Regions from separate parts of the Mus musculus genome. Here all the other regions are linked to region 5. The links are chromatin loops, found by intact Hi-C in ENCODE. Cell type or tissue: left cerebral cortex. All regions are shown on one strand. Region 1 overlaps Neu2 (neuraminidase 2). Region 2 has its middle 12 kb from the start of Inpp5d. Region 3 overlaps Gigyf2 (GRB10 interacting GYF protein 2). Region 4 overlaps Ngef (neuronal guanine nucleotide exchange factor). Region 5 overlaps Inpp5d (inositol polyphosphate-5-phosphatase D). Region 6 overlaps Cab39 (calcium binding protein 39). Region 7 overlaps Snorc (secondary ossification center associated regulator of chondrocyte maturation).

Region 1 (4,000 bases), 130 kb after region 5:
GTTTGTGTGTGTGCGTGCGCGCGTGTGCAACTATGGTAGGAACCATTCCTAACATCATCTATTCTTCCTGGCTGGTCTAGCATTCTTAAAAGGCAAAGAAAATGAAGGTTGCCCTGTGTCACCTACTTACGACACTGTACTAATGGACTCGAGGATCCTGAAGATGCACACTGAGGTTCCCTGTGCCACTGCTATGTCATATATTTGACAACCACACTGGCTATCCCTGTTCCTCATTAGCTGCCCCAGTGCAACACCGACGCTATGCCAAAAGACAGATGGTGCCCACTGTGTTGCCTGATCTTCCAAGGCCGAAGAAGTATCCTTAGCTCCATTTCATATTTTGAAAATGAGAAGCCTAAATAGGTTAGCCTAGTTGCCTTGGATAAGGAATGGACCCAGGCCTTCCTTGAACTCAGGTCCACCTGCTTCAAGCACCATGATGGTGTAAAATAATTATGCGCCAGGCAAAAGGAATTTTGATGCCCTACTTTGAATAACAATCATGTAGTTGTCATAAGAGTAATGTTATGAGGACATAGACAGTCAGCTGATCCTAAGACCCCAGATTAGTTACCCTCAAAGGTAATTAATGTCCTGTTAAATGACAGTGAACTGGCCCTCCCTTGGGCTTTCAATGATGCCAGAAAACTCAGCCAGTCACGTGATGAAGCACATGATCAGCCAACAAGACTTGCTCCTGGTGAGCCCAAGTGAGATCTGGGTTGGGTACAGGAGCCTGTTGGTCACCCTGTCCCTGGATGGGTTTCTAGGTCTCTTCCAGGTTCCCTAGGTCCTACCTACATCTTAGTTATGAAGGGATGGCCTTGCCCCTGAGTTCTGTGAGATTTACGCCTGGTTCTACCGCACACAGGACCACAAGGGTGTGTGTCATCGAGCCATCCCAGGCAGAGCCACTGCAGCTGGGTCCTACCTTACCTTGACACGGTTGGTGGCTTCGTTGTAGCTTCCTCTTCTCAGGACAATCAACTCTGCGTGCTCATCCGTCTTGCTGGCTCGCTTTTCCGCAAAGGCCAGCAGGGTCTTCTGCTTCTTCAGGTAGAGCAGAGCAGGGATTCTGTAAGCATGGACGCCTGTGCGGAACAGTGTCTCCTTCTGCAGGACAGGGCAGGTCGCCATGGGCCTGAGATCTGGGCAGGAAGAGAACACACATCATACCTGTGCCAAGGGCCAGAATCATCCAATTCAGGTGGCACTCATCTGACTGGCAAATGGAGTCCTGTCTGGGTGGCCTGTCCTAGAAAAAGTTCTGTGTCCTTTCCCATATCCCAAGACCCCATTCGCCAGTTCTGCTATAGTGTACTGGCAGTGCTCTATCCAAGAATCGAAAAGTGTGTTTTGTATTCGACTCCTGCTATAACCGTTCCCCTCACAACAGATTTGTGACAACCTTCATCTGCTAGCCCTGGGTAGAGTAGAAGAGCTTGCTGAGTGGCTCTCTGCAGCTATCCGACTGCCAGGGGATGACTCATGGGAGAGCCTTTTTATAACTCCAGAGCCCTAGAAAGCTGTTCCAAAGAGAAAGAAAATACCTCCATTCCCCAAGCTCCACTCCCTCAGCTGCCTGAGGCTGATAAACCAGCTGCCCTCGCTGTGTGGGTGCCACCCTGAGGCAGGTAGGGGGTAGCTGTGCAATTGGAGAGATAGGATCTGCCTACTAATGGGGTTGTGGAGTGGGGGTGGGGAGCCCTAGAGGTGTGAGAAAATGAACAACAATGTAAGTATTTTCAGAAAAGAACAGGGAAGGCAGGGGATAACTTGGCGACTGTGGTTGACAAAAAGAAGGGTTGACAGAGCTAACTTCTTAAGCCAGAATAACCACCCTTGGCCGAGCCCTTGCCAAGGTTATCCTCAACAAAGGCTATATTTGATGATCTATCTACCCAGAACATAAGGACAGATGGACCCCATGTTCTGGCTTGAAGTGAGACCCTCAGGGTATGTTGAGGCAACTCTGAGACTGAATCTCAGCACCTTCTATTTCCTGCCCCATCACTCTTCTCTCTGTGCACTGGCTGCCTTCCCTCCTGCTAAGAGTAATGACTTTAGAAACCTCCATTAAACCCTGCCAAGGGAGCCACAACTTCCAAGTCTTCCCCATGCCTTAATCTCTCGGGAGGAGAAATGAAAAGAGAGGAATCAGAAAGCAGGAGACATGGTAGAAAACTACATTTTCCTACCATGTAATATATTATCATTTAAACCGTGTTTTTAACTGTTTTTGACAGGTGTAGTCTACCATGCTATTGTTCAAGTCTGATGAACGTTACTGGGACAATGCAGCAGAATAAAATGTAGAAGGGCAGATGCCAGCTCAGTGGGTGGAGATAAGTCTTTGCTTTAAAATGGAGACTTGAAGTGTTGGTGGCTCATGGTTGCAGTTCAGCACGAGAAAAGCTGAGGCAGGAAGAGAGTTTGGAATTCGAAGCCAGCCTGGGCTACATTGAGACAGTCTCAAAAGGCAGAAAATGAAAGATTAAACAAAACAAAGTTGTCTTAGTCAGGGTTTCTATTCCTGCACAAACATCATGACCAAGAAGCAAGTTGAGGAGGAAAGGGTTTATTCGGCTTAAACTTCCACATTGCTGGTCATCATCAAGGAAGTCAGGACTGGAACTCAAGCAGGTCAGGAAGCAGGAGCTGATAGCTGATGCAGAAGCCATGGAGGGATGCTCCTTACTGGCTTGCCTTCCCTGGCTTGTTCAGTCTACTCTCTTATAGAACCAAGACTACCAGCCCAGAGATGGTCCCACCCACAAGGGGCCCTTGATCACTAATTGAGAAAATGCCCCACAGCTGGATCTCATGGAGGCATTTCCCCAACTGAAGCTCCTTTCTCTGTGATAACTCCAGCTTGTGTCAAGTTGACACAAAATTAGCCAGTACAAAAGTCTATGCCTGCAAACTGTAATCTCGCTTGCTCCATGGCCATGACTGCCATAACTTTTAATAAGAAAGAATTGGATACAATTAGAAGCAGAAAAATAAGGAGAAAGACGCCATTTCGGTGTCTTAGAAACTTGATCAAGTGCCGAACAGCTGGTCCTTAATGAAAATTCTTCAGTAGCCATCTAATCAGATTTAAATGTTGATTTTAGGACGTCCCCAAAGCCAAGCTGTTCTCCATTCCAATGAGTTGGCTTTAAGTATACAACGTGGGAGGTTAGCTAAGGACATCCACAAAGAAGCTTGAGACAGGGGAAAGGGGTCAAAGTTGTCATGAGGAGGAACCAGAAAAGGACTATGAGTTAGGTTCTTGGGGTCCAGAGGGGGAAAGGTGAGTTTAGAGCAACAGTACAGGTTGAGTACAAACCCCAAGACCAATAGACTTAACATGTCGATGTGACAAGAGCTCGTAGTTTAGAGAGAGAAGATGCAGTCTGGGAGAGGGATGAAGCCCCTGGCCAGAACTAGTGACTACCCCTTGTACATAGTCCATCCTACAGGGATGGACCACAGTCCATTTTCAAAAGGAATGTATAATATCTCACAATATGCAATTCCGCTCCTCACAGAGCCATTCTATGATTTCAAAGGACAGTTCTAAAGCTGTGCAGACATCACTGCCTAAGTCCCCCCCAACATATTCTGTAAATGTGAACAGTTACTCTGTTTTATCCCAACAGTGGCCCCAGGAAACCACCAGTGTACTCTCTATCGCTAGCTCTGCCTGTTCTATATGTTTTATACAAGTACAGTCATGCAGTACACAGCTGACTTCTTTCTCTTAGCATGTTGTTTCTAAGATTCATTCATGCTGCAGCATCCATCAGAGCGTCATTATTTATTTAGTTACTTATTTATTACTTTGAGGGAAGGTCTCTTCTATGTAGCCCAGGCTAGGTTGGAATTCAATATGTAGCCAAGGATGACTTTAAACTCATACCTCCACTGCCCAAGTCGTAGGATTACAGGCAAGTCCAACCACATCTGGTTTATGTAATGCTGGACAGCTCTGGAAATCTAACACAAGGCTTCA
Region 2 (4,000 bases), 110 kb after region 5:
AAGGTTCTTGATGTGATCATAGAGGTTGCAAGACTAGAATGGAGTCAGGGTTTCGCCAGCATCTTGTCCTGAAAGGTGTGGTGCTTGCCAGTACTTCTGTGGCTTGCCAAGTTACTTGGGACTCCTTACACTCCCTTAGGACACTGGCAGTGTGTGCTTATTAATATACTGTACTCTAGCAGTGTGTACTTATTAATATACTGCAAGGCTCTGAGGCACTCATCTAGCCAGAACTTAGAGGAATCAACTTGTATCGTGCCATACCACCCCTAAGCAAGTCATCTGTCTCGTCTGTAAAAACCTGAAGACCTTGCATTGACGTGGTCTCTTAGCTATGGAAAGTCCTTTCACACATCTGTCCCAGAGCAGGGATGCTTCACCCATATTCAACATTTACTCTAGTCACTAATCTGTCCCAGAGCAGGGATGCTTCACCCATATTCAACATTTGCTCTAGTCACTAAATGCTGTTTCCTCCACAAGTAGCTGATGCAGAACTACCCACAGTTTGTCAACGACTGAAATACCCTGATGTGGTATGTGACTGTATGTATGTGGCACTGTCACCAATGACACCCTGTCGGGGGGGGGGGGGTGTCTCCTAACATGATAATAGTGCTTAAAAAGTTCTTATTTCTGGTGGTGTCATGGATGTTCTGATAGTATAAGCTGGTGTTCCATTCATTTGTCTGGAGCGAGGCTGGTGACAAAAACCCACTGCACAGTAGGCTGTATAAAAGCAGGCTAATACAGTCAGTTACAGAACAACATATTTATTTATTTGGCTTTAGTCTTTCTATATAGCTCAGGCTGGACTCAAACATGAGATCCTTCTGCCTCAGCCAGCCTCCTAAGTGCTGGTATTGTGGTATGGGACAAGAATATTTTGTAATGATAATAAACAGCCATGTTCATTTTTAACGCGTTGTGCTTTTAACCAGTATTTTGTGCTGCTCCCCCTACTTTTAAAAAGGTTTGACTGTACTACGGTGAGCCAGCGTCTTGATGACATCATTTTCTCCTGTTCCTGATTCAATCTTGCATTTTTCTGTCCATGTAACCCTCAGGGCACCAGCAGACATTACACAGCTGCCACAGCAGCAGGCCACACCTTCTAGGTCCATGGAACTTCATTTGCATCATAGGACTGCATCGACTTCTTCCAAGTCAAAGATCAAGGATACTCATGAGGAGGACGGTAGCTGTGGTTGTGAGCTGGGAAGGCTCTCTTCCCATCTGGCCCCTGCGCTCTTTCCTGTCTATCCACTCCCCTTGCTCATTTCTCTCTCCATCCAGTCTTCTCTCTGCTCCTTCTAGCTGCCACATCTCCTCTAAGTTGCCTCAGTTAGGGCACTGCTCCGTTGGACTATCATCTCGCTTCTCAGTTCCATTTGCATTTCTGCTTCTGGACGAGATCCTCAGGGTGGTCTTTACAAGTCCTACACCAGGCTTTGGACCACATCCTTAAGGTGGTCTTTGCAAGTCCTAGCATCAGGCTTCAGCAGACACAGGTTTCCTTCAAGCTTGCAAAGTTCGTTGCAACTGGTCTTAGAGCACTTGGCTGGCTTCCTGGGAACAGGCTTGCCTTGAGGATGGAACGATGGTAGCCTCAGTTCATCCTATCTCTCCTCCGTATCTCTGAAAACTCTATTGCAGCAGTTCAGATCAGACATGGAATCATACACAGGACCAGGGCCAGAGTCTGAAGGCCAGCCTTGTAACATTTGGCCCATCTGAATCACACTGTATCTCAGGAAAGTGGGGAAGACATCTCTGCTGAAGGGTGAGAGGCAGTGAAGCATGGCTGGCCTGGGGGGTTGTTTAGGATAAGATAGAAATCCTGTGTGACTCAGATGATCAGTGCCCGGAGGGCAGTGCCTTGGCCAGCACAGGATTGGGTAGACTCCTGGCACCCAATGGTGCCACAGAATGCTGGCACAGGGTGTAGCCAGCATCACTAAGAATCACCTCTGGTTAACAACCTTGCTTTGAAGGAGGATAGCATCTTACAAGTACACAGCTTACCCGCAGCTTCTACAACCCTAGGTTAGGGCCTGAGCCTTGCAGTTTCCACCGCCAGGGGGCGCCTTGACCTCTGGCCTCCCCAAGCCTGAACAACATTCAGGTGTCAATCAAGACCAGCTCGTCCCTTTTCAAATAAAGCCAGCAACAGGAACAGACTCCATTTCCCAAGAGGACAAAGAACTCATGATGTCTTGATCCGTGCTTCATGGCATAGTTGAAAACGGGAAACCTGGCTGTGACAGAAAACCAGGCAGTGACAAGATATGGGTGGGATCAAGTGGGTAGGAAGAATTGAGTAAGAACTTGAGCCAGTGTCGCCAGGACTCTTAGGGACAGGGCATAATAGTAATGATACAGTAGTAAATGAAAGAGACAAAAGACAAAAAAAACAAAAAAACAAAAACCTCAAGAACCAAAAAACCACACACAAAACCAACCAACCAACCAATAAAACAACAACAACAAACCAATTTGAAATAACCATCCCAGAAGAACGCTCTGAAGACGCTCAGTCTGGTGGCAGATTCCTAATTCATCTTTTTTTTTCCACCCTGGGACTCCATTCCCTGAGTCAAGCCCCAGACCAGAGGGTCAGCCCACCACAGTTGCCAGGCTACTTACTGCACTGTGCCATGCCTGGACCTCCTCCAACCTGTGTTCTGGTCTCCAGCACTTCCCAAGCGTGAATCACGACAGCCTCCCTTGGCAGGGCCCGCGGCCGCGCTTCCTAAACGCCTTTTCTGCCAACAGCTACCCGCTTTCTGTGGTGATTACGTGTCAGCTGCTCCCTGCTTCAGACTTTTTACCTCTTCCTCTATGCTTCCTCAGCCAGCAGCTATCTTCACTGATCTGCCAAAAACCCTCACTGTGGGTTCCAGAATCTTCTCCCCAGCCCCGTCTTCCTCCTATGCCACCCGCCCTACCCTCAGCCGACTTTGAGTTTCCGGGGTTACACCCTGGTTTAAAAAAAAATGTTTCTGAAATGGCTTTCCACTTTTGTGGGACCGGCTGCTGCCTCACCCTGGGCCATAAGCCTTTTCTGACACCTGCTGAATGCTGTCCATCTTCTTTGCCCCACCTCCTGAGCCTCTACAATAAGCCACGCCTCTAGAGCGCTTGCCCCGCTACAGGCTCCTCTTCCCACTTAACCACCACACTGTCACGTTGTGGGCACTTGTCTTAGATCACGCCCCACAACAGAATATCATGGACGGTGACTCCAACAACGCAACAACAGGTATTTATTTCTTGTCATTTAAAGGGTGGGCATCCACAATCAAGGTTCTGACATTGCTGCTTCTGCTGAGGGCTGTCTTCCTGACTGGCAGGCGGCTACCTTCCATACTTTCCTTTGAACCTACCACCTTTCTGACTTCGTTCGACTTTAGTTGCTACTTAAAAGCACCATCTCCAGAGACAGTCACTTTGGGAGTCACCACAATTCACCCCTTAACAATACCTGGACTGTAGCGATAGATTGCCTCTAGGTGCAAGCACTGCACTAACATTTATGTATGAGTTACCTCGTCCGGGCCACACAGATACTCCTCAAGGCAGACATAACCTCCAACTTCACGCCTGAGAAAGTGAGAACCAGAGAGATTAACCAACCTGCAAATTAGCAGCACACCAGAGCTCCTAGCTCATATCTGAGGATCTCAGAATGGGACTGTGTGCTGTAAGCCTTGAATTAGATAATCAGAACTTTACTGCTAGACTCTGCGATTCCTTTACTCAAAGGTTTCATTCTCCCAGAATCCTCTCCTGTCTGCAAACTCCCAAAGCTCCCCATAGCTCAGACTATTATATCCTGTGACTTCAATGACTTAGGAAACCACTACTGTCCCTCTTTGGTATTTCCTTCCCTTACAGGGACCAGACAGGAGTCCCCTTTACTCTATGCCTGAGTCTTGAATCTTTAGCCAGTTCTATTGATGGTAGCTATAATTGTAGAACACAGGCAAGCAAAATTATG
Region 3 (4,000 bases), 270 kb after region 5:
AAATCAACGCACAGTGAATGTGTGCTGGCAACATTAGCTCTGCTGGGGAGCAGCCCCAACTGCCACCCTGAGACAAGGGCTGGTCCACTAGGTACAGTCTGAGATGCTCACCAACAGTGATCTAAAGTAATCTTGGACACAAAGGGCTAGGAAAAAAAAAAGCCTGAGATGATTGGTTCTGTGATTTGTTGCAGAGTGACAGAGAAAATGGTGAACGTATGTTGTGTCCAATGAGGAGAAACCATGGTCACTAGGCGGGAGTGGGAAGGCTGGCACAGCGGCAGGAACTCAGTAGTCATCCAGAGTCTCAATCTCACCCATGTTCAGTCGCTCTGACGAGGCGTTGACTGAAAACCCTACAAGAGACAAAATAAGTTTATGAGCGACTGTTCTGACTGCCAAGTGGTTCAATTTCAAGCAGCTGGCTGGAATTTAAGTCTCTTATGCTTAAGATTTACACTAAACTGGGTACAGAAGAAAGACAAGAAGAAAGATGCAAGCATACCTATGCAGAAAAGGATCTCTGGTCAGTCAGACTGGAATGGAATCAGCTTAGGAGAGGCATAACCGACAGTAATCACAAGCACTGTGACATTAGAATACCTAACGCTACTGGTCACATGAAGGGACTTTTACAATAAAATCCATAACCACAAGTTGATTAGAATTTTAGTGATGGGCCTCTTGAGAGGGAGCAGCTCCAAGAAAGCTCCCCAGTTCCTCAGCCCTGGATGAATCCTCAACTGTTTCAGCTGTTATTTGGACGCCAAAAGCAAACAGTCAACGCCCTCCACTCTGCTGCGGTTGCTGGTACTGGGTGGGTTTTTCACACCTTCATTTTGTACCTCAATGTTTAAATTTTCAAATAAATACGCATTTGAAATGTTCTAATAACAAATAAAGTCTTGCATAATAAGATGGCTTAATTAACAGGATCAAAAATAAGATTTAAAAAAATAAAGAAGCCTGTTTACTAACTAAGAAGCTATGGAGAAAGCTGCTGTGTGACAAGGCACACACACGGAGAAGTGAGTACACCAAACTCCATACACAGGCCCAACCAGAAACTCCACCCACAACCCACCTGAGAACCCGTTTTTCCCTTGGAAATACTGAAGGCTTAGTGTTTGTATCTGTCAGGTGATGGTTTTACTTGGTAAGTCTAAAAACCTAAAGCCCAGCAGTCTATGAAATGAGCTATTGCCTTTATTATTCTGAAGCAGGTTTGATTTCAGTTCAAAAACAAATTAAGTGAGATAGAAACAACAAGTTGCATAGCACAGAAGAAATGTAATTTAAAAATCAACTAATATTAATCAAGATAGGAAAAGAGAAAGCTATTGAGAAATAAAGATTATTTGATGTTTTAATGTGCTGATTACAAGGTGAGGCTTTTTAGCAGACATGCTCTGACTTAACTGATTTAGGAGCTCAGTCAGGCATAAACTTAGCCTTCCAACTTCAAAAAGCAACAGCCTGTGAGTGCCATGAAAGGCAGGGCATCACAAAAGGGGATTTCCTCACTCTGCTGCTCCACAGACCACTTTCTACTAGGTCTACAACACTCACCTTCATGCTTCCTTTTAGGATTATGACAATGTCTTTGTGTTTCTACAAAGGGGAGTCTGACTGAGAGGAAGCTATATATTTTATCACCCCCAAATGGTTTACACGGGCCCCCTGGGAACCCTTACAATCAGTATGACCAGAGAAGAGTGAAGGGCGCCTAGAAGTGAAGTGAGGCTGGGGCGCCCTCTGCTGGTTCCTTTGCAGTCTGCTCTCTGTGGTCACTTTAGATCAAATTGGAACCTATTTTTCCAGTATGTGCATGGAAAAAAATTCTCAACCTATAAATTTGCAGGGAATACACCCATTGGAAAGTAATATATGAAAATGAATAAGCAGAAAAACTGAAAGAAAATTAAAAACTTTCAGAGGCATTTCCAGAAAGAGGGGTAAGTAGGCAGTGACTTGGCTTCAGTGGGAAGCTCTGCTCCTGCGCTGACTGCCCTTCCAAGCCTGAGAGAACTGACCCACCTCCCATGTCCTGAGAGATGCTGACATCCCTGCTGGGGTCTCTGGCAGAAGACCAAGACCACACTGCAAGGACAAACATCCGTGGAGCAGCCTCTCACACCTGTAAGCTACATCACAAGGGCTTCTCAGCTGCAAGTAGTTAGAAATCTGCTCAGCTCTGTCTGAATTTTATAGTTTCTGACCCATGTTTAATATTAACACTCCAGAGAAGAAGAAAATCGACTATGACAGCCAAGTTTCCATTAACTTCATGTTCAAAAGCAGTGAAGGATTTCATTTATCACTATTTATTTATTTATTTATTTATTTATTTATTTATTTATTTATTTATTTATTTATTTATGGGTTTGTTGGGCCAATTTAAGATACAAAGCAACTTACATTCATTACTTATGAAATACTGTTCCCTACCATCCCTGGAGTCATTTAAAGCCCTAATTTAGGCATCTGCTTTTTTTAGGAAGCTGCTGCATATGAGGACAACAGCTCTCAGTACTAGATATGGAGGCATCTACCACAGAAGAGTGGAGAAGGCCTGCAGCTCACTGGCCAAGACAAGTGGGTGTCCTGGCAGTGCAGTTGCCCAGGACCTACAGAAAGTGGACGTAACAAGCACTGCTTAGTTGAACATCTGCTTCCAGCAGAAATAAGCACCTGAACTTCTCAACTAGCTCTACTGTTGTTGTCCACTTTCGTTATTTTTGCATGAAATTCTAAGTAAGGCTTTAAAGTTTGAAGGACCAGAATCATACTGCTAGTTTGTCTATACTAGCACATGGGCAAATCTCCTACACTTACACACCCAGGAAATATTGCCTATTCTTAAAACCAGATAGTAAAATGAATCTTTACATGAAGACTGCAGCGATGTATCTGGTTACTGTCAGCACCCAAAACCTTCCTCTCACCCCACCTGAGAGTCCAGGCCTAGTCTTACCTAATAAACTGGGATCTGCTCGAACCATCTTCTGCTTTTTCTTCTTCTTGCCACTTTGCACAGCCTCAAAATTTGATTGTTGGTTGTTGCTTTGATTGGTCTGAAATACCGAATGGAGTGTACTATGGTTCATCCCCCAGACAGAGTCCTATGAAACAAGACACAACACAACTACAATTATGCAGTGCACGTGGATATGGACTGCTCTAAGAAAATGGCTGGCTTGCCTTTGCCTTGTCAAGTTTGAGTCTGTTAACAAAAATCCTCTGGCTGAGGAGATGGCTCAGTGGTTAAGGGTGCATACTATTCTTGCAGAGGACCGGAGTCTGCTTCCCTGTTAGGCAGTTTATAACTGCCTGTAACTGCAGCTTCAGGGGTATCGCATGTTTGATCATGTGGGTACTCATGTGTATATACTCACTGACCCACAACATACAATTTAAAACAATTTTAAACTATTTTAAAAATAAATCTAAAAAAAAAACAAAACAAAAAACCCTACCCCAGTCCCAGCAGTAAGTGTGGGCCACTGAGCTACCAGCCCTCACTCTCAACACTCTACTTGATGCCTGCTATCTCTACAAAGTCTCTCCTAGACCTTCAGGCTTTCACTTCAGCTCTATCAGAGAAGCCCTAAGTTTTCCATCGGATACAGTTATCTATGTCATCAATTAAGAAATGCAATATAGTCGGGCAGTAGTGGCTCACACCTTTAATCCCAGCACTCAGGAGGCAGACGCAGGTAAATCTCTGTGAGTTCAAGGCCAGCCTGGTCTACAGAGCAAGTTCCAGGACAGCCAGGGTTACACAGAGAAACCCTGTTGTGGAAAAAACAAAACAACCAAACAACAACAAAAAAAACCCCAAAAACCAAACAAACAAAAACAAGGGAACAAACAAAAGAAATGCAATTCACAGCATATAGTTATCAACACTATGGTAATACACACATCTGACTCACAGCAAAAAATGGTTGTTCTCTAGTACACAAGTCAAAGAACCAGTTGGCCATACACTAAAGGCCAA
Region 4 (4,000 bases), 210 kb after region 5:
CAGGTGAGGACCCGCTGTATCCCGGCCCCCGCGCAATGTCCCCACGTACTCCCTCACACTCGCTCCCTAGGCGATGATCTCGGACCCCTGCGGCCTATCCGGGTCCTCGGCCCCCGGGCTCCTGCTGCCCCCCACTAACTCTAATCCGACGGACCTTCCCCCTGGGAGAGCCGTGCGTCCTGTTCCAGGTCACTAGCACCCAGTCCCAGCGTGGGATGGCCTCCTGCACCTTGTCCCTGGACGCCCAGAGTGTGCGCGTCCCGCCCTTCGCCCCTCTCTGCGCTCCCAGTCTCTGGAACTGGAGGACAGAGCCTCGAGTGGGGCCAGGGGGCACGGGACGGCTAAGGGAGTGGGGTGGCAGCGGGCTGGCAGGACCCGTTGGGGCGGCCTTCCGCGCTGTGCAGCGGCTAGGGTACGCCAACTTTCCGACGCCTGTCCGCGAGCTCGAAAAACATGAAGGTTTGGGCGGACTGGTGTAGGAGTGAATCACCCCGTCGCGCCCTGGTATGGTGACAAAAAGGGTTTGTCGGGCTCGCCCGGTCCGGACACGTGGCGGCCACTGTGGCCCCCCTTGGCTTGGAAGCTCTTAGGGGCAGTACCCTCCAGGCAGCAGCCGCTTGTGCTGACCGACAGTCGCCTCTTGCGATCTAGCCAAGGTGTGTCGTTGCTTAAAAATAAACAGCCGTCGCTCTCCTCCTTCTCTTGCAGCGAGTCATCCTCCACCCCTGGAAATGGAACCACACCCGAGGAGTGCCCAGCCCTCACCGACAGCCCCACCACTCTCACGGAGGCCCTGCAGATGATCCATCCCATTCCCGCCGACTCCTGGAGAAACCTCATTGAACAAATAGGTGGGTCCAGGGCAGGCAGCGACTCGTTTGGACCATGAGAGCCTGGTGGCTTCCAGGGGACCCTGGCTGCTGGGCTGACTGGCATGCGGCTTTTGACATGACTAGTTCTAATGGTTTCCTAGGCAGAACTGCCGAGTTTTATTAGTGCTGCACCACTGAGCTAATTTAGCTGGGATTGTGGTGTGTTTGTGAGACTGAGTCTCACACTGCAACCCTGGCTGGCCTGGAATTTACTCAGTAGCCCAGGCTAGCCTGGACCTCACCTCCTGCCTGAGAACTTGAGTTCCAGGGTTATGAGCTTGAGACTCTATGCTGGGCTTTAGCAGTGGGTATTGATCTTGATGTCTCTTGGAGAACACTCTTGGTCCAGCCCTTTCCTGTAGAAAACGTTGTTTCCAGAATGGAGTAGCTGGAGAGAGAGAATGAAGTCTTCCTTGACCTCAACAGGGAGGTCCTAGGAGGACCTGGAAGGTAGCCAAGGAATTAAAGCTGTACTGGGAAGCTCTGGGTAGAGCAAGGCTGGCCCTGAACACATGAGTAGAAGCAAAAGAGGCCCGAGTACATTCTGCGTCCCCCCTCCTGCCCCCTGCCCCCCACCCAGAAGACTCTTCCAAAAGGCTGCCAGGATGGTCCTAGGGAACGGCACTTAGCGGGTCCTGCTCCTCCAGAGCTGAGAGGAAGTTCTGTGAGCTGTTGGAGGTTTGAGGCATTTGTACTTCTAAACTGCTCCTGACATCAAACTGTTCCTCCTGTTATCCCCAGGGCCACCTGTGACCGGTTCTTGTTAATCCAGGAACGATGCTAGCTGCTTTGAAAATATTCTGGGATGTTCTCAAAGCCATCAGCAATCTATTCTTTTAAATACAAATTTTAGATTTTAAAAATATGACGCGTAATGATTATCTCCCACTGCCAAACCCTGTAAGGGACACAATGTCTCCAGAATTGAAGTGGAGCAGGCCCAACTGTAGGGAGACTTCTTAAGGAGGCTACTCTTTTGAGCTGGGAGCTTCCTACCCTGGCCCTGGGAGGAGAGAGCTGGAGGCTGGGAGATCCATCGCTGCCTGAGGGTAAACTGAACCCACTCTGGTTTCTGTCTCTGTGGTTCTCTAGCAGTCAGGCTGAGGATGCTGGGGGTGTAAGTGTGTCGTCGTTGTCTCTGGCACCTAACATGGTGCTTGGCATGTAGAAATTGCTTGTTAAATAATAACTGAGTAGCTTGCCCTTTACAAGTAGGCTTGGAAGATTTAAAGGAAACTGCTTTCTCTTTAGGAAGATAGATGCAGAACGGCTGGGTAGAGGGCGCTTTAGCTGGAGGAGCTGGGAACTCCCCTTCTAACAGAACAAGGCCGACCCAGTAAGGATCATTTCAGTAAGAGAACAAAGCCTCTCTACTCTGCCTTCATATCCCATAAGCAGGAGCTTAGACTGGGAACGTTAACATCCACGGGAAGGTGTGCTTACTGTTGGCACACATAGGAAACAACCATGAGACCTTGAACCTTGAGGACAGTAGTGGCACAAGATAAATCTATTTATATGAAAATTAGAATTTAAGACAAATAAAAATGAAAGATTATGAAAAAATGGTTAGACAGTTTTCATCATGGTAACCCCAGGATGGCAGGAGCTGGAGTATAGCTGGTGTCCTTTGAATGGTCTAACATGGCCACTGTTGAGTATTTGGCTGGAAGTAACAGTATGCAGAAACAACCGGTCTTCTGCAATGAGAGTGATCCATCCTGGTTAATCCTCAAGAGGTAGAAAGTTCAAGAGTTGGTTCTTTTCCCTACACAGTCACCCAGCTACATTTTCTTCATTCCCTTCCTTCTTTGGCTTTTGTGTTACAAGGTATCTGTTGTAGTTCCGGGCACCACATCTTCAAGCCAAGGTCTGTAATAGCAGGAAGGATAGTTTGCCTTCATGTGTCTACTGGAGATAGCTACTGTCTTAGTGTTCTATGGCTGGGAAGAGACACAATGACCATGGCAACCCTTAGAAAAGAAAACATTTAATTGGGGCTTCATTACTGGTTCAGAAGTGAGTCCATTATCGTCATGGCGGGGAGCATGGCAGCAGGTAGGCAGGCATGAGCCAAAGAAGTAGCAGAGAGCTACATCCTGATCCACAGGCAGGCAGGGAGAGATACTGAGCCTGGCATGGGCTTTTGAAATGTCAGAACCCACCCCCAGTGACACACTTTCTCCAATAAAGGCCACACCTCCTAATCCTTTCCAGTAGTTGACCAATTGGTAACCAAGCATTCAAATAGATGGGCCTCTGGGGGTCACTATTATTCAACTAACTACAGATTCCTTTTTTTTTTTTTTCTCTTTTCTTTTTTTTTTTAAGATTTTTTTTTTTTGTATGTGAGTACACTTTTGCTGTCTTCAGACACACCAGAAGAGAGCATCAGATCTCATTACAGATGGTTGTGAGCCACCCATGTGGTTGCTGGGAATTGAACTCAGGACCTCTGGAAGAGCAGTCAGTGCTCTTAATCACTGAGCCATCTCTCCAGCCCCTTCTTTCTTTCTCTCTTTCTTTCTTTCTTTCTTTCTTTCTTTCTTTCTTTCTTTCTTTCTTTCTTTCTTTCTTTCAAAGAAACCCTTAGATCTGTTCTGGGTCGGCCTTATCCTCTCTTTCTGTCTCCTTGGCTGGTATATTAATCCATACCTTGCATTGGATATCTTGGTATATTATGTATTGTGACAAAATACCTGAGGCTAAGAACTTTATATAGAAAAGAGGTTATTTACTGGACATTTTTAGGTGTAAGAGCAGACCATCCATTTCTGTTAGCTCTAGTGAGGTCCATGCCACACACAGGAAATGGTATCAAAGGCGACGACACCATGAGAGGGAAGCTAGAGAGGTCTAGGGCCAGACAGTTGATTTTAGAACAATCTCTTCTTGATCTAAAGCTCTGATGGAATGTTCAAGAGGAGAGGCCTGTGTTTGTTAATTACCTTCTCTGAGGCCCCTCTCCACCATTTGGCATGGAGACCAACCCAAAGAGCACATGAGCCTTTAGGGGGAAATGCTACACCCCAATCTTAACACTGGTAATGTATAAACAGTTAGATGGTTCCCCTCAGAGATCTGCTGCCAGCCAATAATCCCAGTGGATCTGTGTCTAGTGAGAGCCG
Region 5 (4,000 bases):
ACACGGCCACACCTTCTCTAATAAGACCACACCTCCTAATGGTGCCACTGCCCATGGACCAAGCACATTCAAACTACCACAATAGGCATTTGCCCGTGCTTCTGTCCACCAGCCAAGCCCAGCTATTCCCTGCAGCCACCTTTTCACGCAGGATCTTTCCCTTCCTTGCCTCAGCTCTTTGCCTTCTACTGAAAGCGTCCTTGCCCTTGAATCTGCTTTCCTGTCTGAACCCAAACTAATGAGACAGGTAGAGCTTTTCATGGCTCAAATTGGCTGCCCTGGTAACTGCAATTATTTCCTCCTCCTCCTCCTCCTCCTCCTCCTCCTCCTCCTCCTCCTCCTCCTCCTCCTCCTCCTCCCCCCCTCCTCCTGGGTATCTCCTTCTTCTTGTGTATTGCCTGTGTGTGTGCATACTTGACTCCTGTGTGTGTATGTGTGTGTGTGTGTATGACTGTGTGTTGTATGTATATGTGAATACAGGCATACATATTCCATACAGTGTATGTGGAGGTTAGAGGATAACTTTTGGGAGCTGGCTCTCACCTTCAGTTTAGTTAAGGCACGGTCTCTCTTGTTTCTGCTGCTATGATAGATGCACACATACTCCAGGCTTCCTGACCCATGAGTTTCTAGGCAGTTCTCCTGTCTCTCCTCTCTACCTCTTAGTGCTGGAATTACAGATGCATGAGCTGCACCCAGCTTTTGACATTTGTTCTGGGAACCCAACTCAGGTTGCTGGGCTTGCTTAAGACTCTATTGTCAGGAAACACAAAATAAGGTATTTAAATCCTTTCTGTCTGACCCTCATCCACAGCCATATCCTGCCACGTGGTCTCCTCAGGCCCAGCACAACCATGTTTGAATGGATGATGGAGAACGTCAACTATGCATATCAAATCTGAGGTCACCAGAAAGCTGTACCAATGGGTGGGTCATCTGTGAGCTGACAGAAACGATCAGCTCTGGAGCCACCACCAACCAGAGAATCAGCAGACATATATTGTTAGTACCTGGACTTCATGTGCCTGTGTGAGTTCCTGTGTGAAGCCAAGCAGTTTTCCCAGAATGGGACCTGGGAGGGGGGGGTAGGTAAATGTGGGGGTGAGACCAGATATTTGCATCATAAAAGGTCTCTCTGTTGGAGTGAAGGCTAAGAGTGAGCTAACTGCCTCATAGAAAGCTTCTAGGTTTTTCCATAGCTGGGTCTCCATGGAAATTAGTTTGCAGCAAGAGAGGAGCTATTTTAAGGACAAGTAAAGACAGACCTGGTAGGCTGGGGTTAGGGAAGGTTTCTGCAGGAGAGAGCTTTGCTCAGTGACTCACTTGGCTCCCTCCTATTGGTGGTTTGAAAGCCACAGTAAAGTATCAGAAATGCTGGACAGAGGAAGAGTACAGTGGCTGCCCGTCTAGTTCCACAGGTGGCCTGGCAGGGCAGCAGCCACCGTCTGGACCAGTGGAATAGAGATTAGATGCAGATATAGTCATTCCAGACGCCATATTATGGTAACAGGAAATCTGGGCTTTGGCTGGCTTTGTATAGCCACGAAGAGAAGGGCAAATTTACATCTGGAAAGAAAAAGTGACTGTCAATGTATAATTTTAGGGTGAAGCATTATCTTAGGGGTGGGGCAGCTTGAGCAAAGCTTGTTAACTGCCCTGCCTTCTTGGTTATGGAGCTCAGTGAAGAAAACTGAAGTGCTGGGTCGGGGGTGGGGGGGCAGTATCTGGCTCTCCATTTCTGCCGTAGAAGGGAGAACTGCATGTTAGAGGGTAGGAATAGGATGGAATGGCTGGAAAAAGAGACAGCTAACTGGGATGGGTCCCGGGAGATGGTGTCCAGAGTCAAGAGAAATGGCCACATGAGTGTGCATGACTGAGAGCCTAGGGGGACAATGATGAAACTTCAGTTGTGGTGTTTCCAGTTTTGGGCATCAGGGGGCCCCAGCTGACCATCCACGCGCAAAGCTAGGCTCTTACTTAAGACAGCCGAAAACGGAGCTAGATTCTGCTGAGGCGAGGAGAGCTCAGAGTGAAGGGACAGGAAGCATGCATATGCCCCGCCTTGCTTTAACTTGCAGAAACAGACCTGGATATCTTCCTGGAGGAGCTATTTGCCGTTCCATGGATGGGCAGCTGCTGGCACCTCACACAGCAAGCCAGCCCACTGTGAAAACGGGGATCACATGCCACAAAGGCAATAGGGTCTTGGTCCTCAGCTCTGGGGTCGCAGGGAGTATGACCCAGGGTGGGTTACCAGGACAAGTGGGCTGAGGAACAGCAGAGTGGAACGTTTACACTTCCCTTGCCTTTCCTCTAGAATATCAAGGAATCTCCTGTTGTGTCTCTACCTTGGTTTACTGTGTCAGAATGCGGGGCCTGGAGTTGGGGGTGAAGTTCTTTATGGGGACCAAGTAGTGAATCTGCAGGAGAGACATTCACCTAAGTAGAGGAGAGGAGCTGTTCTGGAATATTCTCAGCCTGGAGTCTGCCAGTCCACAAGGACTATCATAGCAGGTAGTGAATGGTTTGCTCAGTAACTCTCAAAGATGCTGCTCCCTGGAAGTCTGCTTAGAGCCTAGGCCTGAGGTCTTTGAGCAAGAGATGCTGAATATCTTAAGGTGGAAGGAATGGTGACGTGGGCCATGGCACTTTGCAGGTGATGCCAAGCTGTAACTATGTTGGTTCTCTGGCTGGAGGCTATTCCCTAACCTTTGAACCCACGTCCCGGGGATGGTTTGTATGAGTCTATTGTCTCTAGAATAATCAGAACTGTTGGTCAGGCAATATCAGAGGACACTTGTGAAAGTTGGGAGGCTATAGGACATTTGGAGTCCCACACAGACATATGCGTGAAAGGGGTGATATCACGCTTGTCCGTGTCCATCTTCAGACTGACTTCATGGTGAGGATACCATTTTTCTGGCCATAAGGAACTCTCAGCTTCATCTCCCTGCCCCAAAGTGTCTCTGCAGTAGTTATAGCACAGGGAAGAATTGTAGCCCCGGGTATCAGGAAGATACCACACAGTCAGGAGGCCCAGTTAGAAAGGCACAATTTTATTGGTCACTCAGACTGGGAAACACAGGGGATATACCTACTCTCCTGAATAATCTAGGTCTGGTTTCCTACATTAATCCTGATATATCAAAAAGCAAGACAAGAAAAGATATCACAACCCTAGTCTCCTGGTAACCAAGGACACAGGGTGCACCCCAGAGCTTGGGAAGAAGAGGCTGCACTATTTTGAGAGCCTGGGACCAATGCTCACCTTCCCTGATAGCAGGCTGGAGAACTCAGCCCTTGGGGACTATGGTGGAGACTCTTCCTCAGTACATCAGAAATGTTGCAGGGTAGGGGTGGGGTGGGCTTGGCCCAACTCAGGGTATGGTGATAGCTGCCCACCTCCAGTGGCACGGGGAGTATTTATTGGTCCATAGGCTCAGCAGGGGCCTGACGTGGCTGGCTTAAGTTAAGGCCAGATCTCTTCACTGGCGAGTTAGAGCTGATTTCTGACTCTGGCAGACTTGAAACCCCATAAAAACCAAGAGGATCAGGCCTGTGACAGAACCCCAGCAAAAAGCAGCTTGGATCTCTGAAGCTGGACAGGGCCAGGCTCCTTGTGCCACTTAGCCATGCAGACTGTTCGGGTCCCTGCAGTAGAGCCCGGCCGGTTAGCTCTAAGAGACCGATGGTTTTCTTTAATGCTTTTTAAAAACATCTCAGGACCCACCATTTGGGATTAGTGGGCCTGGGCATAGGGTTCAGGCTGACTGGCACCTCAGCACTGGAGGCCAGCCCGACAAATGTTCATAAAGCACTTAACACAGCACATGGCACCTGACTGTTATTATTATTAATAATATTATTATTTATATCTTCACCCTCGGATGAGCAGCTCCGTTAGTTCCTTTCTTTAAAACGGCGACTGGAAGAAGGCCCAGGAATCCAAGTTCTGAGACCCAGTGCCGCTGTCTGCTGTCTGTATGGCGTGCGTTTGTCA
Region 6 (4,000 bases), 1.9 Mb after region 5:
ACTGAAACCAACTCTGCTTCCCAGAGCCCTGCTGATTATCCCTCATCTCCCTCAATCTCTCAATGTTTGCATGAAGCATTCATTCCCTTACCAGGCAAGGCATTCAGGTAAAGTCCTCTGCCACCTTGGGGATTTCTTAGGTTCTCCTTGCCTCCACTCTTATGGGGTGGAAAGACATATGTTGCTTGTATTCTTCTCATTAGCACAAGACCAGAGACTTAAACTTGCTTGGAAGAGACTGAGGCCAGAGCTGCTCAGATCCCGTATTCTGAACATAGGATCCCTTTCCACTGGGCTTCCCAAGTCATCATGTGTTGATGACCTACTGTGTGCTGGGCACTTTCCTCAGGCCCCCTAGAAAGCCTAAGAATTGGCTTTTACTCTTCTCCCCATCTTGAACAGAGATGCAGCAAGGCCAGCAGGGGGAGCAGAAATGAAGCAGGGCATGCTGGGGAGAACTGGAAACCCTGCTCTGTCCTGGCCCTTTATGTTTGCTTCCAGGTGAACTTGACATTTTGCTTCTACTGTTGTCAAAACCACAGCCAGATTGAAACGGACAGATCCTTTCAGTGAGATAATCCTTAACACCTGGTTCTTCCCAACCACAAGTCAAGGGTCAAAATTCCACATCTTCCATGGAGAATACAGGGTGTGCGCTAGACGTGCTCTGTAGACACCCTTGTGTCCGTACAGTCCATGAGGAGCAAAATGCCACCCAGATAGCCCACTCACACTTACAGTGCCTCCTGCCCTCCGAGGATCCCAGAGACTCTGGGGGCTGTCATTCAGATGCTGTGTATTATAAGCCTCCTAACTTTCAATGCCTGGAATGTTCTCCCTGACCCCAGAGATTTGGCTCTGGTCTTCTAGAGGTGCAGGCAGGGCATACGGGGTATCCATAACAAGCAGGTCCTGGTCTGTGGGGACCCATCCCAGGCTAACATCTCAGTGTGGGTGCCATGGGACATTCAGTAAGAGAACACATTAAGTCTCAGATGCTGCCTTGTCCTCAGCCAGCAGTAGAGCGTGTCCACAGGTTCTGTAGCCCACAAAGAATGTTAGATGTTGGATCCCTCTGTGCTGCTTCCAACAGGCCAAGGCTTGGAGAATGAAGGGGGGCTTTCAGAGCTTGCCTCTCAGAACCACAAAGAACAATGTCTGCCTGCTTGGTGCAGAAGGCAGAAACACCACTGGCATACTCATGTCAACACCACATTCACCCAGGGCTTCCTCTGCTCCCCACATCTGTTTCTATCCCTACCTAACTACTCCAGCTTGTTTGAAAGTGAAGTCCCTCCAACAATCTCCAGGCTGCCCAACACCAGAACCTAAATAAATAATACAAAAAAAAAAAAAAACAAAACCAAAAAAACCCACCAGAACCAAAATAAATAAATAAATAAATAAATCAAACAAACAAAACCCCCCCAAAAACTGGACTCCTAGGTCTTTTCAATGCCCAGATAAATCTGCAGCACTAAACCAAGGAACTACACTGCCCTCCAGTGGGCTTAAAGCATAAAAGCAGCTCAGTGCAGCCACCTAGAGGCTGGGTTGCTACAGGGATGGGGTGCTAGGCAGGCTGTTTGGGACAGTCTTGGGACACAGCTTCCAATGAGGCAATATCATGTTTGGGACCAGGTCTTGGGAAACACTTGGGTCAGTGAGGATCAAAGCTGGGTATTATGGTGGATGTTGGGGCTCAGACCTGCTTCAGAGTCCAGAAGGCAGATGAACACACTTCAGACAGATTGAGAAGCAGTTTTTCTTTTCCTACGAGCCAGTTGTCATTCATCATCAGAGAAGTTGCTGGGTCCTGAGAAGGGCCCCGTGGCCATCATATATAGGCAGTGTACAAGGCACACTGATGGTCCTGAGTCCAAGTTACAGATTGGCATCCAGCTCTACCCACTGGTAGAAACTCCAAGAGGGCCAGGACCCCAGTGGCTCCTGGGAGTTTCCAATGGCCTGCTAGTCACTGAGGCCACTGTTCACATCTGCATCTCAACAGAAAGGAAACTCCACCTAACTCCACCTACTGCAAAATGTATCTATCCCCATTTCCACCCAACAGAGTGTCACTGAGACACATTCCAGGGACCACAGAGTTGCAGGTGGTTAAGTTATTGCCTGGGAAGTTTTAATTTTGATCAGCTAAAATTACAAAACCTGTCACCTGTGTGCAAATGCAGATTATGTCCATAGACACCTACAAGGTACTTGAGTTGCAGGTAACTGCAGAGGATGTAATCTCTTATCCAGGAACCTGGTGTGTGTGTGTAAGGGAGAGAGAGAGAAAGGGAGGGAGGGAGGGAGGGGGAGAGAGAGAGAAAGAGAGAGCGAGAGCGCTCTCCAGGGACACAAATACAGGGAATCAGACATGGGTTTCTGAGGTCCTTGTAGGGGATGGTGCCACAACAGTTCCATCTTTGTGCAGTCACTGGCCCTCAGGGTAGTGTTGAGTGCAGGGAGACAGATTCCTGGAGGCCCGGAGCTTCCAGGCCTTAGCAAGACAGTCTTGGCCTCCTAAGTGCTTCGTGGAGGGAGGTACATGGGATAACTAGAAGTAAGCTTTAGTAGAAGAAAACTGATGATCACACATGGTAGGAAATTTTCAGATCACTCCTGAGGTCTAGTTGTTGAATTATGAGGAAGCAGCTCAGCGATGGTTGGCAGAGCAACCAGGTTGAGGCAGGGCAATGCAAGGGTAGTGGGATCCCCTACGACCTGGGGTGACTGTGGAACACTGCAGCCCTTGGGGATTCAATGATCATGAGCCCATGAGTCCTTGCAGGTTAGGATGGACATAAGCAGCCCAGGATGCCTGGTCAGCATGCAGCTGGAAGACTGCAAGGATCCCATGGAGACCATGGGGGTAGGGAATGGAATGTGAGCTTCGGGGAAGGTAACTCTGGCCTGGCAGATGAACAGTAAGATGCTTTTACTCTACTGAAGTATCGCTGGCAAGAGCAGGCCCTGTGCTCTGTGGCCCAAAATGGAGAGCTTATTGACTGACAAGGTTAAGTGTTGGCAGGGTTGTACATAGACGAGGAGCCACCTCTGGAGACAGAATAGGGGCCACATGGGCCTTGGTGCCAGAGGACTAGGCTTTCTAGGTCTCACCTTCACCATGGACATGCTCCGGTGACCTGTAAGTCTCCCTGTCAAGCAGTTAGTCTCCACTGTTGATAAAGGAACAAAAGATACATCTACACTCCCATGGGGGTGGGCAGAGGTACCATAAAATGGTACCACTGATATTGAACTTGGAGACAAGAATGGGCTATGTGACACAATAATCACCTCACACAGGGGCAAGATAAGGGTAAAACTGCAGGCGCACTAAACCTTGAGTACGGAAAAAAGTGTTAACTATTTCCTACCCACTGACAAATCACGTGCTTTTGTCTCTTGATGGAATTCTCCACAGTGACATATGACTGTCTAAAGGACATCACAAGACAGTTTCTCCAAAATTTTATTTTAATTTAAATTACAGGGCCAGCCAGATATTCTGATAAGAAATTCACTTTTCCTCAGGAGAAAGGAAACACTTTCATGTCATTAACAATTGTATACATCTCCCACTTTTTTTAAGGGTTAAAAAAAAAAAAATCACATTAAGTAACTGCCTTAAGTAAAATTAACCCTTTATAACACCAAAGAAACCACACCCAGGATAATCGTTCTGGTAATAGGAACCTAGAAAGTGATCACACTTTAAATGCAACTTTTCAATCTTGAATGTTTTCACATTGTTCTGTTTAAAAACAATCCAGAAAGCCTTCTCAGCCCTCAGCTTCCAATGTGTGAGTGACAGTTCCCTGACACACTGCATCCCATCTTCCACAGCAAGACTCTAGCACCGCTCTCTGTGTTAGCCCAAGTGGAAACTGTTCTGTTGTCTCAAGTTCTAAGAGCTAGCTTGGCAAAGAGACACTCCTTCCACTTGGTGAAATGGCCACTCTGTCACCAAATCCTGACTCACAACGCGGTGGCA
Region 7 (4,000 bases), 250 kb after region 5:
CACAGCTCTTACCCTGGCTTGCCCAGCCATCCCAACCACCCTCACACACACCCCATTCTGTCCCCGGATGTTCCCCAACATCTGGGTCAGCTGGAAAAGGAAGAACAGCACCTAGGAAGAGCATATTCAATAACCCGGGGGCCCCAGGAATATGAATGGTTGGAGTCAGGAAAAGTCTGACCCCTGGGAGGAGAATGAAGACACAAGGATTGGGCTTCTGAATTAGAATATGGCCCCTCCTGCCTGAGTGAAGGTCAAACGCTTTTACTACCCCATCCAATGTCAGTCCTCCAGAGACGGGTCCTGTGTGAGTTGATCTCTAGGAATAGGGTGAATGAACCTGAGCCAAGCCCTCCCGCTCCCTACCCTTCTCCTGCTCACACTAGGCGGAAGCGCTTGGGGCCAGGAGTAGTGGCGGGGGCGGGGGGGGGGGGCACTCAGGCACACTGCGGTGGGGGCACAGCAGGGGACACAGTGAGTGGTACTTAGCAGACACTTGCGCTCAGGCGCCCTGCATTCACTCACTCGGGGCGCAACACATGCACGTGACCAAGCATGCACATGTTCTCTGCCTGCCACCCACGACCCCCCAGGCACGCGGCGTGGCCCAGCAATACGCCCCCATCCAGGTTCGCACGCGGCTGCACCTGCACACGGGCTCGCACACGCGGGGATACGGAGGGGACAAAGGAGAGCACAAGATGCAGAGTCGCCGCGGGCCGGCCTGTGCGGCTCCTTTATTGGCTTCAAGAAGCGGAAAACTTCCTTAGCGCGACGACCACGAGTGCCAGCACCACGCAGGTAGCCAGCAGGGCAGCGATCACGATGGCTGCAATGGCGCCTGGTCCAAGCGATCCTATGGAGGACAGAGGACCATGTTACCCCTCCCCTTCCCAAATCCAGCCCAGGCCTGCCCTTCAATGCCTTCTTTACCTCTCATCCTCCTCCCTCCCCTCTCCTTGCTCCGCCCAGGTCCTACCTCCATCCTGGTCCACCCTGGCAGGAGGGGTGCTGTCCTCTGGTGCTGGAGCAGAGGTGGGGAACGGAGGGCCAGAGACAGCAAATTCCTGGTTGTGGCTTGTGCTCTCCAGGGGACCTTCACCAGAGGGCAATTCAATAGGCTCGTTCCACAGGGTGGGATCGGGCTCCTGGGGACCCTCTGCTGCAAAGTCAAAAATAGACAGTGGAGCTCAGGTAGTCTGTGGGCAGGGATGCCAACTCTCTCCACCAGATCAACTAAGGGATGCCCTACACCAGCTCCCACATTTCACAAGGTAAGGCACCTGGCTCAGAAATTCTCTCCTAAGTTTGGGAAACCATTCACATGTGACCCACAAAACACCTGTTGAGCATTGAAGCCATTAGAAGACAGATTGATAGGGGGCAGAGAGCCAGGGACAGTTGCAAAAAGTGGGGGTTGCTCTGTCCCCCAGGGCAGATACAGCTCAGCTATCACCTGGGGCAAAAGCCTAGTCAAGGACCTTTGAGGGTACCACTTCTCAGACGAAGGCTGGGAGAAGCCAACCCTGGGCCTCTAGCAGCCCCCCTACCCGTCTGCCCCTTCAATCCAAGACAGCATATTGCTGCTTGCAGGAAATGGGGGACAGATGAAGGGGAGGTGGCCAGCAAAGGCAGGCTTCCCACACTCCATCGGTCTCAGCACCCTGAGCTGCATTTCATCAACAGTCCTCTACCTCTGGGGCTGGGAGTCGGCATGGTTTGGGGTACTCAGGGATCCCAGAGTGAAGCAAAAAGATAGGAAACACAGGATGGATACCAGTCACATGGCCTGATGTTTCCACTGCCTCAGCCTTCCCTCCCCCTAAACACACACCACTATAAGAAGCCCAGTCTGTAAAGCCCAGAGCACCACCCACTAGGCCAGTGTCTCCCCCATGACAAGTTCAAGACCAGGCTGGTATCAGGCTCTAAGGTCCCCTTAGCCTGTCTGTCAGGTATCTCAGCTGGTCCCCTGACCAAGGCTTGATTTCATCTGGGAAGGAAAGCCAGGGGCATTCAGCCCCAAGCAGGTTCCATACAGAGACCCAATGGATATCATTCGATCATCTAATTAATTAGCTGCCTGCGGCACAGGGATCATTTTATTCCTAATCAGAGTAAAGAAAGTCAAGGTTCAGGTTAAGTGGAGACAGCCATGGTGGTCCAAAGCCCTGGACAGGCTAGTGATGGCTCTGTCTTCCCAGTGTCCTCCAGTAAAGCTGTACCTCTCTTACCAGCTCTTCCACAACTTGCAGGTCCCTGGAACTCCTTTGAGCTAAGGGCTCCATCTTTGGGTGCCTCTGTCCCTCTGTGGACAGGCTCAGAATAAGGATAGCCCAGGATAGACCCATGAGACTGGAGTGTTCCTGTTCATGGTTTCCCCCCATCTCCCAGGGTAAACAGGACACAGCCAAAGCCCGACTCTGGTCAACCTCAAAATAACTAAGCCCTTCAAAAAACAAAAACAAAAACAAACAAACAAACAAAAAACGCCAAGGTCTGGAAAGGAGAAAGAAGTGTGAGGGTTTGTTCTGGACCAGGACAGGGAGGGGTCCTGTGTTCTATCAGAGAATCTGGGTAAGGCAGGTAAATACAGTGCTGGGGTTACTGTCCCAGTTTGAAGCCACATTCTGGTTGGGAAAGAGACTGCCCTTGTTCTCAACAACAGAGGTCAAATGATGTCGGCAATTTTGCTTCTGCATTTGGGCCTGGGTAGCTATGTGGCAAATAGTGGTGACTGGTGACCAGGTAAAATCTGTGCCAGAGTTCAGAAGATAATTTTACAACTTTTTTTTTTTTTTTTTTGGTAAAATTGAAATCTTTGCACCATAAAATTTTGGCAGATCCCTTAGGATTTTGGTAGATCCCTTAGGATTTTGGCAGGTCCCTTAGGATTTTGGCAGGTCCCTTAGGATTTTGGCAGGTCCTTTAGGCATTAGCCTAAAGCATCTCACAAGCCTGGGCCGGACTTGAGACTCAGCTTGTAGGTAGGGACTACCATCATGTGCCCCGGGGCGTCCCAAAACTAGACCCCCTTTTCAGAAAAGACTGGCAAAAGGCCCACGAAGACCTTTGCCTCCTACTGCAGAAGCCTCCCTCTCATAGAGTGGCCCCAGCCAGCCTCCCTCTAAGCGTGGAGAGTGCTCTGTGAGGCCACAGTGACCTGCTTAGAGGAGGCAGTGTTCATAGTCTGAGAACCACAATGAACGACCTCAGGTCTCAAGCAATCTAGTGTCAGGCTCCTAGGGCTGGAAAAAAAAAAGCAAGTATGCCTGCCATTCAACAGGCCTTGAGGTCTGGGCTTCATAGACTGCCTGTCTGTCCCGAGACTCTTCACGACACACCCAAAATAGACAAACAGGCTGGCCCCTCCCTATCCCACCTCTACTGGCCAAAGCTCACCTCCAGTACCAGGCGTCTGACCAGGGAGGCCGCCCAAGGCTTCTGAGTGCCAGGGCCAGCCAGCCGAAGTGGTGCCTACTTCCTGGCCAGGGACTGAGTTTGCCCCAACCCACCAAGGAAGGGGTGCACCTGTGGGCCGTAGCCAAGGCGTTATCTTGTTTTTCCTATGCAAGCCATGTTCTCCAGACTTAGAACATTAAGAAAGAGCAGCAAGCCAGCTCCCTTCCAGTCATCTGGTGAAGCCAGGAACTATAGGCCAGTGTGCCAGGAGGAGAGGGGTGAGGGTGGGGAGGAGGAGGCCTGGGAGGTGTGTACAGGGGCCCCGGGAGCAGAGTGTAGAGGGCAGAGGCAAGCGTTGATGGAGAGGGCAGGCACGGCAGGAGATTTCTGTTCTGTCCACCTTGGCCACAAGGACACTCAAACACCATGACAGTGAGCAAGGTCACAGGAGTTTCTGTTCTGGCAGAGGTGACACGGTGTCAGTGTCACAAGCTTGGATACCCCAGGCTGTCCCCTTAACCCCACCACCCCAAGCTCCTCTGCCTTTTGGTAAATAAGTTTGTTCAACGGTTGGTCTGACCACAGGCCCCCAGGCCAG

Evidence for each region. Hi-C counts contacts between places; a loop is a spot of excess contacts. Peaks named below come from ENCODE experiments on the same cell type or tissue, not always from the same donor. Only the 100,000 strongest peaks of a DNase experiment are listed, where the experiment ranks them.
Region 1: a loop joins it to region 5, with 2.3 times the contacts of the local background. A loop is called at or near these places in 3 of 42 quality-filtered maps.
Region 2: a loop joins it to region 5, with 2.4 times the contacts of the local background. A loop is called at or near these places in 3 of 42 quality-filtered maps.
Region 3: a loop joins it to region 5, with 2.4 times the contacts of the local background. A loop is called at or near these places in 9 of 42 quality-filtered maps.
Region 4: a loop joins it to region 5, with 3 times the contacts of the local background. A loop is called at or near these places in 3 of 42 quality-filtered maps.
Region 6: it touches region 5 in a loop (11-fold over the local background); 5 of 42 quality-filtered maps call a loop at or near these places.
Region 7: it touches region 5 in a loop (2.0-fold over the local background); 7 of 42 quality-filtered maps call a loop at or near these places.

The regions. Positions count from the first base shown.
Region 1 is chr1:87,592,029-87,596,028 of GRCm38, reverse strand. It overlaps Neu2 (neuraminidase 2), which reads right to left. Exons shown (of 4, transcript NM_001160163.1): 3 at 940-1,151. Among named protein-coding and RNA genes, the nearest start is that of Neu2, 20 kb to the right of the region's middle. In left cerebral cortex, a CTCF peak has its summit at 1,651 (motif pointing left); DNase peaks (open chromatin) are centred at 1,531, 2,013 and 2,321; H3K27ac peaks cover 2,523 bases.
Region 2 is chr1:87,606,691-87,610,690 of GRCm38, reverse strand. No RefSeq gene overlaps it. Among named protein-coding and RNA genes, the nearest start is that of Inpp5d, 12 kb to the left of the region's middle. In left cerebral cortex, a CTCF peak has its summit at 2,074 (motif pointing right); DNase peaks (open chromatin) are centred at 2,077, 2,756 and 3,530; H3K27ac peaks cover 2,006 bases.
Region 3 is chr1:87,445,434-87,449,433 of GRCm38, reverse strand. It overlaps Gigyf2 (GRB10 interacting GYF protein 2), which reads right to left. Exons shown (of 29, transcript NM_146112.4): 28 at 2,975-3,122; 29 at 1-356. The coding sequence ends at 289. Among named protein-coding and RNA genes, the nearest start is that of Snorc, 23 kb to the left of the region's middle. In left cerebral cortex, a CTCF peak has its summit at 1,761 (motif pointing left); DNase peaks (open chromatin) are centred at 318 and 1,748.
Region 4 is chr1:87,506,096-87,510,095 of GRCm38, reverse strand. Ngef (neuronal guanine nucleotide exchange factor) reads left to right here. Exons shown (of 13, transcript NM_019867.2): 1 at 1-3; 2 at 709-851. Among named protein-coding and RNA genes, the nearest start is that of Ngef, 2.3 kb to the left of the region's middle. In left cerebral cortex, a CTCF peak has its summit at 2,129; DNase peaks (open chromatin) are centred at 633, 1,205, 1,633 and 2,042; H3K4me3 peaks cover 3,170 bases; H3K27ac peaks cover 3,556 bases.
Region 5 is chr1:87,719,544-87,723,543 of GRCm38, reverse strand. Inpp5d (inositol polyphosphate-5-phosphatase D) reads right to left here. Exons shown (of 27, transcript NM_010566.3): 27 at 3,034-4,000. Gm33470 (a long non-coding RNA gene) reads left to right here. Exons shown (of 4, transcript XR_878350.2): 2 at 815-1,268. Among named protein-coding and RNA genes, the nearest start is that of Gm33470, 3.3 kb to the left of the region's middle. In left cerebral cortex, a CTCF peak has its summit at 1,921; DNase peaks (open chromatin) are centred at 1,322 and 1,981; H3K27ac peaks cover 1,447 bases.
Region 6 is chr1:85,851,039-85,855,038 of GRCm38, reverse strand. Cab39 (calcium binding protein 39) reads right to left here. Exons shown (of 9, transcript NM_133781.5): 9 at 3,462-4,000. Among named protein-coding and RNA genes, the nearest start is that of Itm2c, 41 kb to the left of the region's middle. In left cerebral cortex, CTCF peaks have their summits at 422 (motif pointing right) and 1,523 (motif pointing left); DNase peaks (open chromatin) are centred at 422 and 1,533.
Region 7 is chr1:87,472,185-87,476,184 of GRCm38, reverse strand. It overlaps Snorc (secondary ossification center associated regulator of chondrocyte maturation), which reads right to left. Exons shown (of 3, transcript NM_028473.2): 2 at 980-1,162; 3 at 703-856. The coding sequence ends at 747. Among named protein-coding and RNA genes, the nearest start is that of Snorc, 4.0 kb to the right of the region's middle. In left cerebral cortex, no CTCF peak of the experiment used is centred here; DNase peaks (open chromatin) are centred at 1,711, 2,260, 3,077, 3,452 and 3 more places; H3K4me3 peaks cover 615 bases; H3K27ac peaks cover 1,819 bases.